Linked DNA regions of Homo sapiens: region 1 is linked to region 2. A link is a loop called in an ENCODE intact Hi-C map of the cell type or tissue named here. Cell type or tissue: chondrocyte. All regions are shown on one strand. Links, peaks and the distances in the headings refer to the core of each region. The heading gives the core; the rest is flanking DNA. Region 1 overlaps BBOX1 (gamma-butyrobetaine hydroxylase 1). Region 2 has its middle 31 kb from the start of SLC5A12.

Evidence for each region. Peaks named below come from ENCODE experiments on the same cell type or tissue, not always from the same donor. Only the 100,000 strongest peaks of a DNase experiment are listed, where the experiment ranks them.
Region 1: it touches region 2 in a loop (8-fold over the local background); 23 of 110 quality-filtered maps call a loop at or near these places.

Annotation. Positions count from the first base shown.
Region 1 is chr11:27,119,942-27,130,362 of GRCh38, forward strand. It overlaps BBOX1 (gamma-butyrobetaine hydroxylase 1), which reads left to right. Exons shown (of 9, transcript NM_003986.3): 8 at 5,713-5,879; 9 at 7,352-7,868. The coding sequence ends at 7,512. All of the region lies in intron 3 of BBOX1-AS1 (BBOX1 antisense RNA 1), which reads right to left. Among named protein-coding and RNA genes, the nearest start is that of BBOX1, 84 kb to the left of the region's middle. In chondrocyte, for the core only: CTCF peaks have their summits at 2,405 and 5,143 (motif pointing left); no DNase peak of the experiment used is centred there.
Region 2 is chr11:26,747,775-26,758,195 of GRCh38, forward strand. No RefSeq gene overlaps it. Among named protein-coding and RNA genes, the nearest start is that of SLC5A12, 31 kb to the left of the region's middle. In chondrocyte, for the core only: CTCF peaks have their summits at 6,297 (motif pointing right) and 6,561; no DNase peak of the experiment used is centred there.

The DNA of each region.
Region 1 (10,421 bases), core at 1,283-9,282, 370 kb after region 2:
TCAGAGCTTTATTTTTATTAACATTTCACCCAATTTTAGAGTGATAGTATTTTCACCATAAAAGTTTTTATTAAATTACATAAAATTTATCCCTAATCAGTATTAGAGGAAAAGTAACTAAGATTTCACGTATACTTCATTTTTAGAATATAAGTTCTACATAGCTATAATCAATGTGATTATACTAGTTAGAAGGCTTTTGGCCAGAAGTGAAAGAATATAACTCAAAATAGGTTGATCCCAAGAGTTAAACAATGTCATGTGATATTGGTCTCTTTTTTCTTCTTAGCTTTGCCATCTTCTATGTTAGCTTTATTTTTCAAAGATGATCAGCAGAAGCTCCAAGATTTCATTTTCCTTACAGCTAGTAATCACACCACAAACAATGCTTTTACTTCCCAATAAAGCTAGATGACTCAATCCCTAATTTCTGTCCAAGTCTATCCCTGAATCAATCATCATGGCCAGTGGGTTAGAGAATTCTGATTGTCCATGCCTGGATCACATGTTCAACTCTGGAGCAGGGTCAGCCTCATCTGAATCACACGGACTGAGAATGAAACAGGGAGGCTCCCCAAAGAGATACTAAGCCAACAAAGATCATATATTACCTACACAGAACATTTTGTATTCTCCCTTTCTTTTTATTTAATATTATTTTATTATAATTTTTCCAAGTACCTACAAAGGCCACAAATTCATCTTTTTATTTGCAAATTAACTTACATTTTGTTTCTACAACAGTTTATTTAATTATACCTCGATTAATTTTGGTAGGGGGGTATAATTTTAGAATTTTAGAATTGAGTTTAAATTTTTCTATTAAGAGAAACAGCCAAATGGTATGAAAATAAACTCATTTAGAAAATAATTAAATCCCCAGTACATTCATTTATTCATTCAACAAATATTTATTGAGGCCAGCCACTTTTCTTGGTACTTGGAATACATCAGTGGACAAAACAAAGATCTCTCCCCTCATATAGCTTATACTCTAATGGGGGAAGGGAAATTTTAAAGATTTTTAAACAGATGAGTAAATTATAATAAAAGTTAAAAATTATTAAATGCTTAAGAAAAAAAGGAAGAGCATAGCAAGATAAGGGGAATCTGTAGGGCTTAGCAAGGACGGAAATTGCATTATTAAAGAGCGTGGTGAGGGAAAGCTTTACTGAGATTTGAGCAAACACTTAAACGAGTGATGGAGTTTTCAGAAGAGAAGCAGTTTCCCGAAACTGCTAGACCAAAAGTTCTAAAAGGGTCCTAAGGACATGTCTGGAGTGTTCAAGGAACATCAAGGAGACCAGTGTGACTGGAACAGAGTGAAGGATGCAAGTATTAGGGGAGGAAGTCAGGTAGGGACAAGTTCCTGTAGAGTCTTGTTAGCAAATTATAACAGTAACATTTACTCTGAGTGAAGTAAGAAGTTGCTGCAAGATCCTGATCAAAGGAAAGACTTTGATATTTATGTAAATTTAGTTATATTTTAAATGGGTCACCCTGACTGCTAGAAAGAGCAAGGATAGTAGCGGGAAGACCAGCTAGGAAGCTACTGCATGACTCCAGGCTAGCAATGGTGGTGCCTTGAACATGAGTGGCTAGAGTGACAGCAGTGGTGGTGTGGAGAAGGATCAGTTTTTGGTTACATTTTGCATGTATAAACAGATTGTTTTCGTGAAAGATTGGAGGAAGTGTCTGAGAAAAAGATAGACGTCAAGAATGAAATTCTAGTCCAGAATAAACCTGAGACGTTTTCTAAGAATTCACTCATCAAGGTGAAAAGGAAATAACTTGAGACCCTTAGTTATAATGTGACAGTTTTAACTAGTCAAATATTAACTTAAAAATTCATGACAAATCAAAATTTTGTTAAGACACAATACGATTACAGATTCTGCAAGGCTAGTGAACAGAGGCAAGAAACATAGCTATAGATAAGATTAACTGAATGTCCACCATGTGGCTCATGACTTGGCTTTGATATTTTCTGTAGTAAAATTTCAAAATTTGGCCATGTGTGAGGTCTCAGGAATAGCCCCTAGAGAATAAATATCAAGTGGTTAACATTAATTCACTTAAAAGTATATTTTCAACAACAGGAAATGAAACAGAGCGTTCTCAGTTAACAGAGGGCCTCCATCTCCTAAGTGTTTGGGTTAATTTAATTTTCTTTGTGGTTAAATCCTTAAATTTTTATGTCCTAGTACAAAAATGTCTTTTATGCTGCTGACTGAATTACTTATAATTCAGTACAAAGAAAAATAAATCAATAAAGAAACAAGCAAAATTAATGACGGTGAGACTCAGCTATCCTATCAACTACACATTCAATCACGTAAATTCAAGTCTTTTACTTGCCAGCTGTGTAATCTCTCATGTGATTATTTACCCTTGCTGATCCACAGTATATTTTCCAGTTAAAAAAACGAAAACAAAAAATACTGCCACACATGATTGAAGTAGGAATTGCAGAGTTAATATATGGAAGCCCCTACTATTGTGCCTAGTTTAGAAAATGCAGAATACATTTTAGCTAGTTATAATATGCATGAAGTCCAACACACTTACTGGGGGGAGATTTCTATTTCAGGTCTGAATTTCTAGAAACCAAAGCAAACAGAGACTATAATCAGTTATAAGACAAGATGCTTTCGAAGTCCGAAATAAATTTTTCCTGCAGATCCTCATAAATTATGACATGGTAGACAACACTGTAGTAGTATTCCCACAACAAATACAACAAGTTCCATAAAACATTGTATCTATCAATGAGACATAATGCTGTCACTAATGAGGAGTATTCACAACACAAACTGTGGAAGATCATTTTAAAAGTCCTTTCTTTGGTTTTTTTTTTGTTGTTGTTGGCATCATTGATAATGTTTTGCTTTTGCTGGTTCACTGCCACTATGTTGTTGGTTTAAGTTTAATTAATTTGTCCTTTATGTATAGCGAATGTATAGCCAGTTACTCCCATCTTTTGTGGCTTTTTACCTTTCCTCAGCATGCAAACTTACATTAGACCCTGCTGTTCTGTTATAAGGCATCAAATTTCTTGCTAACCTTCAATTTTTCATTTTAGGTTGGTCTTCAAGGTACCAGCTACCCATCTCCTCTAACATTCTTCAATCCTCAGAATAATGTCCCCTCTATATCTTACAACAAAATTTGCTTTCCATTCCCCTATTATTGCTGAGAATGCTAAATAATACATTTGTGTCTTGTTTTCTCAGATAAACAGTAGGTAAAAGAAAGCAGGGACTGTGTTACACTATAACACACACAAAAAGTTGATTACTTTTCTATATAGGTGAACTCTTAAAAATGAAAGCCTAATCTAGTATACCATGAGGCATCCAATTCTGATTTTCATTACATTTATTAATCACAAAGTTCATTTCACTGATACATGAGGATATACCCAAGGACTCTAGAATAGTTAGCTCATAATTAGCATAACCATTCAAATCAAGGAGCTATGGTAATAGTGGAAGAAAAGTAAAGCAGATCTTGAGGGTGACTGAAACAGACGACCCCCCCAGAAGTTCCAAAGTCATGACATCCCTTGGCGGATGACACAGAGGATAATGTTATATGTACAGAACACATAACAAGAAAAAAAAAGAGGAAAGTGGGTCAGAAGCAGTAGGGCTAGAATCTTGCAGTTAATATCAAAAGGCAAATGGCCTCAGACACTGTGACAGAGGTCTGAAACCAGCAGCATGAACTCTAAGGGGGTAATTGAAAGGTCGTGTAGTCTCTGTACCACTAAATCCTAGAGGTACACAGTCTTTTCTACTGACTTCCCTTCCATCTGATTCTTTGTACATAAAGCTGTATCCAAAAGGCTCAGAATTCTTGATTTATGTGAAAGCATGTGGAAGCAGGTAGGGTACTCCATTACCTAGTGAGTCACATTTGTATTGTTATTAATACATGCAAATCTATGTTTTAAGAGTCTAAGAGCCTTTTTGAAAGCCTGTTCCTTCCTTTTACTTCTTTCCCAGTGTGGGTTCAATAGGTAGTTTTAAGGCCTTACCCAATAAGCAAAGAATTGGTGCTAATCACCAACTGTTGAGTTTACCATTACAATTGCCGTTTGGCTCAGAGCCACCATGCACAAGGGGCCCTGATCATCACAATTTGTACTTCACTGTCAATGGCATCTTTCCCCATTTGTTGATAATATTCACTAAATGTAACCCAGACCCCAAACCAGGGTCACCAAACCCAGGTGTATGTGTGTTTGGTCTGACCGACCAAGCCTTGGCCCTGGTCAGTTGTTGGCTCTCATTAGCACTTCCTGCACTTGTCCTTCTAGGATGCTGCTCCCAGGAGTAATCCTAGGTACTTTGCCACCATCCTTGGTCACCTTCAGTTTGCATGCATTCATCCTGTTTCTACCTAAAGAAAAGATAAAGTTGACTGACACTTTAAGATCGTCTGAAGGTCCACCTTCCCAATAAGCTACAAAAGAGTTTCCTCTTTTTGCCTCTGTATCTGGGTGATGTTCATGTCTTGCTAATTATAACCACCAAAGCTCAAATCTAAGAAATAATGTGCTTTCCTTATTTATTTATTAATTTATTTTTTTGAGACAGAGTCATATTCTGTTTTCCATGCTGGAGTGTCGTGGTGCGATCTCCGCTCACTGCAACCTCTGCCACCTAGGTTCAAGCAGGTGCCTGCCACCACACCCAAGTAGCTGGGATTACAAGCATGGGCCACCATGCCCAGCTTTTTATTTTTTCTGTACTTTTAATAGAGACAGGGTTTTGCCATGTTGGCCAGGCTGTCCTCGAGCTCCTGACCTCAACTGCCTCGCCCACCTTGGCCTCCCAAGGGAGGCAGGGATTACAGGTGTGAGCCACCGTGCCCGGCCTTCTTTCTTTATATTAAATGCTGTATTATCTTACATTGGCATGGTCATAATCCATATTTTGAGAAAGAGAATAGAGATCACAACATTAAGAGCTCTCAAATTACTAAAAATAAAAACCTTAGTGCCCTCCCAAGGTACTAAAAAATATAGAGAGTGATATGTGCAACAAACATTTATTAACTGTCTGTTATGTCCAGGCTCTATGTTGAGTGCTAGGAATACAACATTAAATGAGATACAGCACCATCTTCTGGAAGACTCAATACTAAGATAGGTAGGATGAGTAAATAGATAGAAAGAATATACCTCAGGCTAGTCCCTTCTTTTCTCATGCTTTGGTTTTCCCACCTGTAAACTAAGGATTGAATTAGAATCATGCATTTCAAACTATTTAAAAAATAGAATTTTCTTCCCATCATACCCTCAAATAAAACCATCATACTTAGAACCTTAATAAATGAAACACATAGAACAATTGACCTATAAATTTGTAACATGAAAGGATTTTAATACCTGTTTCAAATAACAAAGAATGAATGACTTTAACTAAGCATAACAAAATTTTTAACTTGAATCTCTCAGTAATACTTATTTTAATTTAAGTTGAGTTCTCCTGGTACTGAGGTAGTAAGATTTAGAAAAAAAATCTAAATGAATGAATGAAAAAAAAGAGAATACATTGCACCACAGGTAGCCTTAATATCTTCTGTACATGTATTTGGATTTTTTAATATGGTGTTTCAAAAATATATTTGAAGAGGAATTGACTCTTATCAATGTAAATAGATATTTCATGAATTATATATTAATTTTTTCTCTTAATAAAACAGGTTAGATGATAAAGGCCAAGTGGTTCGCATCAACTTCAATAACGCAACTAGGGACACAATATTTGATGTGCCTGTTGAAAGAGTTCAGCCTTTTTATGCTGCTCTGAAGGAGTTTGTTGACCTCATGAACAGCAAAGAATCCAAGTTTACCTTCAAGATGAATCCAGGTCAGTGAATACATTTTCTCAAATAACCAAAAGCATGGATTTTCTTCAACCTTAACCACCTAGAATTATATCCAGAGCAGTTTTTCTCAGGTATGGCATGTAGAACACCAACAACAGAATCTTGGTGAGCAACTGACTTGCTTATGTAGTGGACTCGTGGCCCTCATTGAGGTTTATGCTTAATTATTTTATCCTGATAAACAAATAGAAATATCCTCATGATTCTTACTCTAACACACACAAGTGATGCTTACTCATTAGGCTTTACTAGTGGAGACAGTACTACCTGAAATAAAGTAGTACCTAAAGTATTCCAGTTACTTGAGATAAAAAAAGCAGAAAGCATTATATTTTTTCTGGACCATCTCTACTCAGTAAAGTGCCATCAAACCTGAGGCTTTTGGCATCTACAATAAAAGGTGTAATTTCTCTCTGCTGTCGGTTTGGCCAGATGGAAGATTCTTTTCCTTTGTATATATTTTTAATTGATCTTTGGTATAATAAGTTAATAGGAATCTCCATAAATCCACTGCCATGCAGTCACAGCAGGTTAATTTTAAAAATGGCAACATGTAAAATGAAAACATTATAGGGGGAAAAAATACAAAAAATACAAGTTAGAATCCAAGCTTCGACTATTTAATGGCAGTGTAGTTTTGGGTAAATTCCTCAATTTTTTAAAGCTTCGGTTTCTTCATGTGTGAAAAGATGAGAGAATACTTTCTTTTCAGGATTCTTATGAGGCTTAGAAATAATGTGGCATAAAATACTAGGCACACAGAAGACAAACTAAGAATTTCACTATCCTTTTTATTTTCTGAAGCTGTTAAACTGAGAAGAAACATTTCTTTTTTTTCTTTTTTTTTTTTTTTTGAGACGGAGTCTTGCTCTGTCGCCCAGGCTGGAGTACAGTGGCGTGATCTCGGCTCACTGCAAGCTCCGCCTCCCGGGTTCACGCCATTCTCCTGCCTCAGCCTCCTGAGTATCTGGGACTACAGGCACTGCCACCACGCCTGGCTAATTTTTTCTATTTTTAGTAGAGACAGGGTTTCACCATGTTAGCCAGGATGGTCTAGATCTGCTGACCTCGTGATCCGCCCACCTCGGCCTCCCAAAGTGCCGGGATTACAGGCGTGAGCCACCGCGCCCGGCAGAAGAAACATTTCTAATGAGGTATCGATCAGTCAAAACGATACAGATGTTTTACACAGAGATAATATTTTAAATAAGAATGATTAAAATACCTTCAGGAGACTACCAGGCTAGGTAGTTTAATTGTCATAAGGTCTAAAGCAGTTTGCATCCAGTGGCCTGATTTGTGTGGAAAAGTAAATGTGCAGTTTCATGTAAAGAAATAAGCGATGATTCTTGATGTGAACCAAGCAGCAGCTGTGTTTTGCATGTTACATTTTCTAGCTCTGTAAGTCATTTAAACACACAATTATTCATATTGGAAAAAATCTTTTCTTTAGGTGATGTGATTACTTTTGATAACTGGCGCTTACTTCATGGCCGACGTAGCTATGAAGCAGGAACTGAGATATCCCGCCATCTAGAAGGAGCTTATGCTGACTGGGATGTGGTCATGTCAAGGCTTCGTATCTTAAGGCAGAGGGTGGAGAATGGAAACTGAAGTCACCTGTAGATAATTTTAATAAGATTCCAATGACCATATTTTGTGAGATATGGCACATTATTCACAGACCATGATCTTTGTGATTTACATATAATTTCCTTAACAATGAACATGTAACTTCTCTCACAAGAGTACTCTTTACTTTGTAATCATATACAATGTCAACTTTTTAGATGTTTCACCACTCTTTTGCAAATAAAGCATCCTTTCTGCTCTGTTGCATGCCTGCTCTAATTTCTTTTGCCCATATATGAGTATCTCCAGAATGTCTACAAATAGTTTTTGTAGCAAATGAAAATTTCTTCAAATAAGCCTTTTGTTTCAAATAAAACTTGTCTCAAAACATGCTTCTACCCTGTTGCCTATAGGATCTCATTTTCCAAGACTGCACACGACCATCTTTAGCATGCTTGGAAAAGGTTTTATATTTCCAAAGATCTGTTTTATGCACTTTTATTATAGAATTCTTTTATCCAAATTTCCAGACCTTGCCAATTTAGTGATTCCAACATTTTCTTTTACTACCTAAATTATGACATCTAAACAAAGCATGATTAATAAAGAGAAAATCTAGTCTCACTTTTTTTTTTTTTTTTTTTTTTTTTAGACAGAGTTTCACTCTTGTTGCCAAGGCTGGAGTGCAATGGCGCTATCTCAGATCACTGCAACCTCCACCTCCGGGGTTGAAGCAACTCTCCTGCCTAAGCCTCCTGGGTAGCTGGGATTACAGGTGCCTGCCACCGCACCCAGCGAATTTTTTGTGTTTTTAGTAGAGACAGGATTTCACCATGTTGGCCTGGCTGATCTCAAACTCTTGACCTCAGGTGATCCACCGGCCTCAACCTCCCAAAGTGCTGGGCTTACAGGAGTGAGCCACTGCACTCAGCCTCGTCTAATTTTATCTTGTCCCAAATAAATACTCCCAACCGCTGTCAGCATTGCTTCCATGTGTCTACGAATCAGATCTCCTCATTTCTTGTTTTTGACTAACAACTGGACAAGGTAAAACCAAGAGACAGGTACTACTTATGAATAACACGATGTCTGCAAATCTCTGGACAGCTTTCCCTGCTGGTCCCAGCTTCCTCCATAGTCACTGCCTTGCCCTAGTGATGGAACACAGGTGTCACTGCCAGCAATGGAATTCCTATTCTTATTGAATCCAGTCTCTCTCTATCCCTGCCAAGAAGACTTAGCATTACCATTTGCTGAAATCCTGGTAGTTCATAGATTTTTGGACCTAATCAAGCTTCCTGTTCGAAAAGTCTTAATTATTGCCACCACTGCAGAGCTCTCTACTTGTTGCCTCCAGACCAAGTAGAAAACATTACTTCCATTGTTGTTTTGACTTTTGCTGCACATCCATTTCAATTTCCACAAAGTGCGCCCATGGCACAGGGAGTCTAGATGAAGACTACCTTTAGCCTGTGTGGGCACACCACTCGGACACTTTGAATTCTGGTATGAAGTCCACATCTCCAGCCAAGACTCCTCCTTCCCTTATAACACTACCCCTTTCTGGGGTCCTCATTGTCCTTTTCTATCATCTGGTCTTGATTTGGGCTACTGTAGTATATCACATGTTTGATTCCTTTGAACCACAAAGGGAATGAGTTGGGTTCTCAATCCCATACCTCCTAAAATGCTCCTAGAATAAAAACAAGTAAATTCGAGATGCATGGCCTGATTCTAAAACGCAACATTCAATACCTAAAAACAAATAATTTGCTGGAGTGACCCTAGATTCATCCATTCATAGCATCTAAACCCAAGGCACTTGCCCAGCTAAAGTGACTTCTTATACTTTTACTTATTTAACAGATATTTATCACATATCTGATATATGTCAGGCACTCTGCTAAAATAAGAATACCAAAGGACATGAAATTTACCTTCTTAGAGTCTGGTAGGGGAGCAGATAAGGATATAGATTATAATGTGCTGTGTTAACAGAATGACCCTCAGGAAGGCAACCAAACCAGACTGGGAATGCTAAGAAAACCTTCAGTCTAAGTTGAATTATAAAGGTTCATAGTAGTTTTCCAGGCAAAGATGGTGAAATAAAACTCCAAGTTAAAGGGTAGAAGAGGCACAGAGAATTGAGAGTAGAAACATGGCATGTGTTGACTTACAAGTGAAAGAAATAGATTACGATGTAATGTGAATTCTGGGGTTGTATGCCTAGGTTCAAACCACGTGTCTTTGGACAAATAACTGTTACTGTTCCCCTTAAGCCTCATTATTTCTATCTATAAATGAAACTAATAACAGTTCTTATCCCATTACATTTTTATGAGGATTAAATGAAAGTTCATGTAAAGCAGTGTTTTCTCAAATTTCTCAGATGATAAGTCACACCCATGGTGCTTTTTTAAAAAATACATCTTCCCAGATCATTCCCTGAGGATTATGATTCAATGGGTCTGGGATGAGGACCAGGAATTATATTTTTAGCAAGGATCCCAGGTGATATTCATCATCAGTGAAGTTTGGAAAATACTGATATAAGACATTTAGCATAGTTCCAGGATCAGGGTTAGTACTCAATAGATATTAACTATAAATTAGTTATAAAAGCAGAATTTGCAGAGGAAGAGGGTGATTTAGTATGAGAAGGGATATATGAAGCTGGAAACAGAAACAATGATCAAGTCATGAAATGTCTAAATGCATGTTACATTAAGGAGTTAGTATTTTATCTTGAAAGCAATTAGGAACCATTTAAAGGTTTTTAAGGAGCAAAGTGCCTTGATTAGATATTCATTTCTTAAGGATTCATCTAGCTTCATGGTGAAGGGAATTGTAAACAGGCAAGAAAGAAGGTCATAAAACTATTTATGAGGTAACTACAGGAAGCCAGATGCAAAATTAAGGAGCACTGAATTAGAACACTGGAAGAGGGAATC
Region 2 (10,421 bases), core at 1,383-9,382:
AAATAGGTATTGCTCTTCTTATTTTACAGGTGAGAAAATTGAGACCGAGAAAGTTGTTCTACTTTCCCAAGATCATACACTTAACACAAATCCAGATTTATATAATTCCAAAGCTCATGACCTTTTCATTAGGACTTATTATTTTCTTGGACACAAGCTTTCTTCCAATTGTCATATAACGAATGTGTTTTTATGTTGTCCAATATGTGTGTTTGTTTCTCCATTCAAATTTCAAACTGTAATTAAGGTAATTTCTTTATCTCTGTTTGCTCACAAGGGTATTATTTAATAAGCCCCATAAAATTCTCCCTTGCTAAATGAAATGTTCTTTCTATTTTAGAAGCTGTATAGAGTCGGTTGTGATTGATGGCTGGGATGTAACAAAAATGAAACATGCCAAGACTTTGTAGTGGCTTTGCCTATAAAAGCAGTAATCCACCAACGCCTTATTATGGAGTACCTGATTATCATTATGACAGAAATATGGAGCCCAAACATCTTACTTTAATGAGCCTTTCTCATTTGGAGAACTTACTTTGGCTTGGGTTTGTTCAAAAATACTTTGCTCTTTTGAGACCACAGTACCTAATTTAGCAGCTCATTATACTTTACTGTAAATGACATTGTGTTCTTATTTCTAAATGTTATTTCCATCAGCACTTGATTTCCTACACATTTGACTTGCATGAGTTTTCTAATATTTCCTTAGATACACAATATTATCTGCATGACAAATTTAGGTAACTTCTTATAACAGATTCAGTTAAGCTTCATGATGTAGCTTTATTACAATCAAGGTCAAACACTGGCTCACAAGTTTTTATATCATAGTAAAAATCTAAAAGAAAATTTCATTTTTGTTCTGTCTCACTTCTCTTCTCCTAATCACCCTATCTATAAATTCTTAATTTTATCAAGCCCATCACTAAAATAAGTGCAAAATAATCAATTGTATATTTGTATATCAAGGGAATATTGTCTGGAATTATTTTTGGCAGAGGAAGGAATGTTAAATTATCCATCAAAACTACCTGATATGGGAAAATGTGGACATTAGCTATTCTTCAGTTACTATTAGCTTTGGTATTTCTTTCTGTGTGTGCATCTGTGTCTAATGGGGTGGGGGTGGAGGGTGTCAAGAAAGAGAGAGAGAATTTTGTTGCAGAGAAAAATAATTTTCACCTGAAACACATGCAATTAAGACGTTATCCTCTCAATTAAGTAATCCAAGATTACTTAAAAGTTTATCTAGTAATCCATCTGGTTTTGTTGCATGATGCTGTGGCTTAATAGTCAGGTTGTTCACTTTTGACATTACTGCCAGAAAGTTTAGACCAAAATTTCTGGCTCACACCCATATTAAATGTGTTGCTTATTGTAGTTTGAAGAATTAGACTTTTTAAATGTTTCTGTCTCAGATCCACTCCTTTACAGTTTTTCTTTATTTCTTTGCCCACATTTAACCTAGGCTAATTTACAATATTTTATTGTGCTGCACAAATCACTTAATAAGCCTTCTGAAATTCTTTCTAGAACAAGGTGGAATATAATACATGGACAGTCAATGTGAAGATCCTGAAATCCTGAGTAATTATCCCATATACAAATTTCATCCTTTTTAAAAATAGACACAACCAAGTTATGGTGTGTGCTTACTGTCTGCCAGGAGCCAGAAGTAGACTGGATGTGAACCTCAGCTGTTAGGCTGAGATATCCTTCTAACTTACTTTGACTCTTACTCTGAAATCTCTTAAACTCACCCCACCTTCTGCATCCCAAGGGCATTCATTATGGTTCTTTCTCTCACATTCATAAGCCTTTGCATCATGCATTCTAATTTACAAAGCATTTTGCAGTGCCTGTTAACCAATCTCTCTACCGCAGGTGCCCATCCATTCTAATCCATCCTGCACACCTATACAGTGTAATTTTCTTAAAATACCATTTTCATCTTGCTCAAGAACCTCTATCTGTCATTTTAAGGTGAAACATCTCGTCTAAAACTTCAACAACTTTCAGTAGCTAGCATCATCTTACTTCTACAAATAATTCCTCTCTTTAATTTTCAACATGAATCTTCCTCTTCAGTAGTTGCCCTAATTTTTCTCCAGCAGTGCTGTCTTCTTTTCTGCTTCCACATGTAGTTTATGCAGTTTCTATTACCTTGAACACCAGCCTAGTTTTCTCCTCCAATTAAAATCCTATTCAATTTTAAAGACTCAATTAATCTACAGTTCTTTCACAAAGGTTCTGAATCTCAGAGACTGTTCCTAACTATACTTGTTTTTTTTTTTTTTTATCATTTTCTCTAACTAGATTATGTGTTTCTTAATGACAGGCATGATATTGCATCATCTCTTGGGTCTGCCATGTTAGTAAGCCCAGCATTGAGAGATATTATAAAATTAGTAGAAACTTATTGAGCCTCAATCACTCCAAACAATTATCAAGTACTCAGCCAGAGGCCATATGTTTTAGAATTAGTAAAATGAAAGACCTAAGAAACTCCAGAAACTCTAATGGCCTGACTTCCACTCAAGCATTTCAAGATAATACTGAATCAAATTTGTAATACAATCAGAGTCCCCAACACTCTAGAGAGATGAAGATATTCATGGGCTTTGCTCAGTTACCATAAACTATAATTCAATATGGTCATGAGGAAGTATTTCCATAAACACTGTCAAAAAGAATGAATTTGGGTTTTTTAATTCCCGTTTTTCCATTGCTATTACTAATAACTGAGGCAAGAATCAACAGTGTATGCTAAAAGCAATGGGTGAAATTTTGATGGACTCAGGATTAGAATATTTCTCTGGTCTCAGAATGTCTCACCACAGATTATTAATTACTTATGAATAAAAAAATGACAACTATACAGTGTAAAAACTTGGTAAACACCACTAGTCAAGTAATCAAAGCTAACATTACCAATTCGTTACAGGCCAACCTGATACCAGATGCATGCCCCATGATGGAGTGCACTAAAATGACACAGCATCATTCATGTGGTATTTCTGCCAAAAATGCATCACCTGAATCTCATCATGAGGAAAAAAAAATCAGAAAATCCCACATTGAGGGACTTCCTGTAGAAACTGTCCTATACTCTTCAAAAATGTCAGTTTCATAGCAGAGAAAGGAGATTGAAGAAGAATGAAAACAAAATGCAATGACTGATCCTGGGTGGGATTTTTTTTTTCTGTGAAGGATAGTTTGGGAAGAACTATTGAAATATGTATATTAGATGATAGTATTGTATCATTGATAATTTCCTAAACTTGCTAGTTGCATTGCGATTATAAATGAATATCCTTGTTCTTAGAAGCTACTTTCTGAAGTATGAAGGGTCATAATGCCTGTCATTTGTTTAAAATTTCATAAATAATTATTATGGTATTCATCTATGTGTAGCAATAAATATAGATATATTGAGAGAAATGTCATGATGTCATAATTAAAGACAATATAAGTTTCATTGTACTAATTCTTGTGAGCCTTGTTTAACTCATCATTGTGGTAGCCAAAATAGTAGCCCCCTAAAAATGTCCACATTCTATGTGAATATGTTAAGGTGCATGGCAAAGAGTAATTAAGATTGCTGATGGAATTAAGATGGTAAATTAAACTGGAGATAGGCAAATTATCCTAGATTATCCCAGAGGGCTTTATGGAATCACTGGAGTCCTTATAAAAGCAGAAGAGGTACGCAGAACAGGGAGAAAAGGAGAGATGGTGACATGGGAAGGACTTAGCCTGACATCAGTGGCTTTGAAGATGGAGAAAGGGCCCACTAGCCAAGGAATACAGATTGGCTCTAGAAGTTGGAAAAGGCAAGGAAATAGATTCTTCCCTGGAGCCTCTAGAAGGAATGTGACCTGCGACATGCTGATTTTAGCTTAGTGGGACCAATTTCAGACTTTTGACCTAGAGAATTGTGAGATAATAAATTTATTATCTAAGCCACTAAGTTTCTTGAAGTTCTTACAGCAGCAATAGAAAACTGATACACTCCTTTTTTTTCTGTAAAATTAAAGTTTGAAAAAAAGCAGCGTATGTGTAGAATGCTTTCTAAGAACCCCAGCTCTAGAGGCAGGCTGTTGAATCAGGGGAGGTAAAAGATTGTCTAAAGGGTTTGTAATTTTTCGGAAACTTGATTTTTAACACAAATGAAGATGAAGAACTATTCTCAGAGTAGTACAACTGCAAATCAACACAAAATAGAAATAAAATGGAATCAACAGAAAATGAGACAGGAAGAGAGAATAAAGCTTTAGCCTGAGTCTTCTTTGGCATTTGTCAAGAGAGGGACAAAGGAAAAGGAGATAGTTTATATTTACGTATGTATTTATACACATGTAACATTATACATATATTTACTTTATTTACATAGTATGTATTTTATTTATGCTTATTTTATTATATTGCAATTATATATATTATATACATATACACACACACACACACATATAACACCCACACACACATATATATGTGTGTATGTGTACATATTGTATCTTTTGGGATGTGTGAAATGTTGAAAAGGGGACTGAATTCTAGTCTAGCTTTTGTCATCTTAGTTTGGTAAAACTGGGAAATATTGGGCTAGTTCAAAGTTAATTGCGGTTTTTGCCATTAAAAGTAATAATACAAGTGCTCTGAGCTTCAGACTCCTCAACTCTACCAAAAAAAAAAAAAATCACACTTATCTTGATGATTGCTGTGAGAATTAAATGAAAAAGAGTACAAACACCTAAAAGAGGGTTAGTATAAAATGTGTGATCAATATACAGAACCATCAATGCATTTATTATTGTTGCTACTTACACTGGTGCTTCTACTACCGTTGTTGGTACTTGGCTGTATCCACTTTGTTCTTTCATCATTCAGCCCCTCTTCATCAACTACTTTCTATTTTATTTTTATTTCTTTTCTTTTCTTTTGTCCTTAGTAAGATGCCAAAAACACAAGTGTATTTACAGGGCTATGTTCCAAAGTTCCACCTGGGCTGCTATGCTGACACTGCTTTCTTTGTCTGCCTCTTACAGGTAGGCGTTTCTTAACCTCTAGCCCCTGGCCCTCTTTTGTTGTCAAACTATATTTATTTTCTGGATGGCCTTTTTATTCTGATTACTTAAGATACTGTGTCACTATTGAGGACATCTTAATTTACGTATCCAATTGAGTTCCATGTCTAAGTCACATCCTCAAAGTCACAGAAAGGCAGAAATGTAAATTAGACCCTTGAGAGGCTTCTAAGGGAAAGAAGAAAAACTGGGAGGAATGGTGGCTTAAGAAAAATATCGGACGAAGCAAAACTAGTTTTGTCATATTTTTTGCTTTTGTTGTATTTTAGGGATAATGGAGTTTTTAGTACTTTGTATACTAGGAGGAAGTTGCTGAAGAAAATAATCAAAATAAAAGAAAGATGACTGAAGAGGCAAGATATCAGGGGATATTTAGAGGGAGAACTTAGTATGATGTCTGAGTATGATAAGTCAATAAGAACACAAATTCTCAGAATTGAATTTGAAGGAGGAGAGGAGGAGTCAGCTACAGATGCATTGAAAGTTAGAGAAACTCACTTCTTTGAATTTTTTGTTTCCAAAAACTGCAGCCTTCAGGAACTGGTTGACAGTTGGTCATATAGTATGTCTGAGGAGCCTATGTTGGAAGAGATTTGATGTTTTTTTCCAGTAATTTCAATGTTTTAGTAATTTTGATATTGATTATTTGACCAAGGAGCCATCTGCCATCAGATAAAATGACACAAGGCAATTTGAAGCCCACCATGCCTTTTCCTCAAATATTGGAAAAGCAAATGAATAGATGAATATTGTGTGTGTTTGAATAAAGCCTCCAGACACAATTTTTTGCACATGATGAAATTCTAAGACATCTTTATAATATAGTCTCTGTTGGCTTAATACACAGAGACCTTCTGTGTGGCTGCCTCTACCGGGGTCTGGAAAACGTCGTCAGTGTGCAGCAAACACACACAGTAAGATGCACTGTGAATTTCTAAGAGTCTCCAAAGACTGAAGACAGTAAGTCATTCAGAGTCATGTTAATGGCAAAGCTGCCAGAAATGGGCCACACACCCTAATTCAAATGACCCTTTCTTCATAAAAAGTCATAAAAAATGACCGTATAAGAACCCAATTCTTCTCGAATGCATGAATAGGATTTGTATGTATAATCTATGGACTACAGTTTGAAACAAGTCTAATATGACCCAGCTGTGTTGCATAATAAAACTGACAATGAAAGCACGGTCTAAGAGACCACCAGATGGCAGCCTCTTCATGTTTAACTCCTGTGGTTACCCCTAGACCTGCTGGATTTTGTTTATTTTTAGGGCCCAGGACTTCAGAGTAGAGGAAAGGATTAGAAGTAGGAATTCAGTCAAAGGCCACAGACAGGTAAAAAGAAATGGATTTTCTTTTTTAAGTTTGTTTTTTATTTTATTTATTTTGTTTTGTATTCAGAAAGATGCTGAAATCACAAATGTGTTTATAGGGCTCTGCCCCTAAATTGCATCTGGACTGACTGTGTTGGGACTGGTAGACCTCAGGCCAAGCGGGACAGTATGAACCTGGAAAATAAGCAGAATATGTCTCTTTCTGGTGGTGGCAGCCGCCTCAACTCAAAGTCCCTGATTACCCCTGCAAGAAAAATTGTCTCGTACTTGTTTCTTAGGCTTTTAAGTGGTTGAAAAATCACTTTATCTTTTATTTACTTAAAATCCTAATTTTAATTTTTTCCTTTGTTATGCACTTTTAACTTCATAATTTTTCTTAATGAAATTTTAGAAAAGACAAAATGACTTCATTCAATAAACGCAGCAAATGTGTTTAAGTTACTTTTTAAAAAACATTTTATTTTACACGTATACTAAATAAGAAAAAATTTAAACATAAAAAGTGAAAAGAAATAATGAAAATAATATAACGTCATCACCACCCAAATATAAACTCCATAAACTGTTATCTAAAAATCCCATGTCTCTATAAACAGAATTATCTCCAAAACAGGATTTTGCTATATATACTGTTTTGCAGATTTTAAAAATTGACAATGTATCATATACATTTTTCTATATTAAAAATATATTTCCATGCTATAAATTTTAATGGTTATATGGTGCTCTGTAATTATGTCACAGTATGTTCAACTGGGCCTTTACCATAAAAATGTTTTTAAAAAGACTATAATTTTATAAAATCATTAGTTAAGCAGGAGAGTAAGACAGGATAGAAATGAAAAACATGAGCAAAGAAGAGAAATGCAGACAGGCAACGGAGAACCACCCAGGAAAGTTGAGGTCAAAACAGAGGAGAAGTAAAGGACACATGAAAGATAGAAAGGGGTAAAGATAGAGGAAAAGAAGAAAACAGAAATGATCTGCAGTAAACCATCCAGCAAAGACTTGCTTTTGATTTGTGTTACAGGTTTCTGATGATCAACCTTTATCTTTCTACTTTGAAATACTGAGCGGCTGACAACCGCTCTACAGTTGTTCTTTATCTGAAAGGATGGTAAATTTTCACTGAAGGGCACGGTAAAGAAATGTAAACAGCAAATATTAATATTAAAATTGTTCTCTAGTTGCAGCTACAGAACAGAGGAATGCAAACTGATTATTTGGAATTAAGCAGAGGATCAAATCTCCAGGAAAAAAAAAGACAAAAACATTTTCCTATTTCTAGTTCACTTCATAAGCTTGTGAAAAGAACACACTGCCTGGACGTGATGATTTATATGAAATGATGTCCATGAAATACAATTATATCATATTTAAGGTGATGAAATATTATATAGATGTTTAAGGTGATGAAATATTATATAGATAATAAAAATGCATGAGCTTACTCTTTTTAGCACATGTAGACAATAATATGTGCAAGGATACATAGTGACTTGGGACTGACTATAAAATTGGGGACATAAGGGCATGGTAAAAGAATAATTTTGCTTTCTATGCAATATTTTTTACTTAGAATTTTTATAGTAGGGCATGTATTGATTTTTAATAAAAATAAATGAATAAAAAGAGAAAATGTCAGCTCACTGAGCACAAATCACTCATGAACAGAGGGAAGGGGGATGATTCCTCAAAGTGTGTAAATCGTGGCTGACAAGAACAGCCTCTCTGGTCTCACTCCATTGATCGCTTTCTCCAGCAGCCTCAAAAGGCCTTATTCTCAGCTGGTGTCATGCGACTCTCATGTCACAGGACGCATTTTAAGCCTCCCTTGAAGAAAATTCTTTGTAAGGCTTGGATCTAGACCTCTTTCTCTTCAAATAGTTGCAGATGGCAGCCTTAGGTTTCATGAAGGAAGAGGGTAGATTGGCAGACTTGAACAATTAAAATGAGTGGCTTCAGAGGGATTTTTAAATTCTCTGAATTTTACAGTGAAGACCCTCTTTGCTGAGAGTAAAGCAGTAGGATGAGAAAGTAAAGCTAGAGGAAATATTCTTCCTGAAATAAAGGTGTTCCAAAAATAAATGTGATTGAATTGGGATAGATCCACTGTAATGATGCCCTCAAATATTAAATCTTGGCTCCAGGGAGCTTGCAAAATTTCTACAAGCCATTATGAATATTTCTTAGAGCTTAATAAAATCATATATTTTATCATAGTAAGGCTGTGTAAGTTAGCTAAATATTGAGTTTTCCCTTGTTTAGAAACATCTCTGCTCACTTATACTTTATGCTAAATTCTGGAATAGAAATTCATATATTTTTAATAACAATGGAAAAACAATAATCTCTTATGAAGTGAAATCTTTACCCTGCCTTTTTTAAGTTGACAAATAAAAATTCTATATATTTATGATATACAACATGATGTTTTGATATACATATACATTGTAGAATGGTTAAATCGAGGTAATTAGCATATACATTACCTTACACACTTACTATTTTTTGTGATGAGAACATTTAAAATCTCAGCAACTTTCAAGTACACAATAGATTATTATGAACTATAGTCACAATAATGTACAACAGATCTTTTGAACACATTCTTCTCTCTACCTGAAATGTTGTATAATTTGACCAACCTCTCCTCAACCCCACAGCCTCAGCCTCTGATAACCACCATTCTACTCTCTGCTTCCATGAGTTTGACTTTTTTTAGATTCCATATATGAGTGAGATGGTGTGGCATTTGTCTTTTTGTGCCTGGCTTATTTCACTTAACATAATGTCTGCCAGGTTTATTCATGTTGTTGCAGATGATAGGATTTCCTTCTTGTTTAGGGGTGAATAGTATTCCATTGTATATATATGCCACATTATTGAAATCCATTCATCTGTTGATGGACACTCCGGTTGATTCCATGTTATTCTACCTTTGACACCAAGTCTGCGTACCTATTGAGCTCTACTCTTTCTTTAATCTTCTGGCTTGTTTTCTTTCCTGTGTCTTAGTAACTGGCCACTCTACCTTTGCCTCAGGATCCTCTTCTGTGCCTGATACCTCTGAGCAGCTCTGGTCAGATCTACTCAAAACCTCAGGTTCCTCATCCTTCATTCCTGCAGAGGATATTCCCTACTTTGAAGTAAATAAAATTTGTTTTTTCTTGATTGGTAACATGTTCTTTTCAGAAATCAGGAAGAATCTTTGTGTTCAGGACCCTTGAAAAGTATCTGCTGTAAGGGTGATTTTCGAGTAGCAGCCATCAGAGAGCAGGCTCTTAATCTGGTAGCATAAAATACAATAAAGCAACCAGAGTACTGGTCATGACATTTGGTAACTTGGTAACACCAAAGTAGCTGAGGGAAGCTTTTAATGAAGATTGTGGAGGCTTATCTCAAACATTAAAAAATTAAACAAGTCTTACTTTTTAGTTCTTAAGTAACAGGAGGACATCTCTTTGTATGTAGGTACTTTATTTCTCTAGGATAATTTTCAGAAAATAATTTGTCAGTTGACTACTTTGGGGGGCAACTAAGTTATTTTGGAGATTCTGTTAAGTCCTGGGAGAAATTAAAGATTAAAAACTTATTTCTTGATCTCTAGCCATTCATAAATGTAACAGGCAAGTCTATATAATGCAATGTAATGTCAAATATAATATGTTCAAAGTACCAATGAAGTACAGAGGCAGAAGAGCTGAGAGGATCTTATGTTTCTTGAAGAAATATTTCAGCTGGTCCCCAAAGGTTTAATGAAAAAAAAATTCAAAATGAAAATAAAGAAAAATCTTGCTGGTGGGAACACCATGAACAAAGGCTTGGAGGCATGAAAAGTACATGACACAATGGAGGAAAATAAGTACAGAATTATTGCTAGAATTAAAGACAGAGGAGATTGTAATGGGGAGAAAGTCTAAAAATAATTCCCAGACCAGAACATACAGTGCCCTGAATCCCAGGCTAAGAAGATTTCATTTCTTTCTGTATTCCGTGA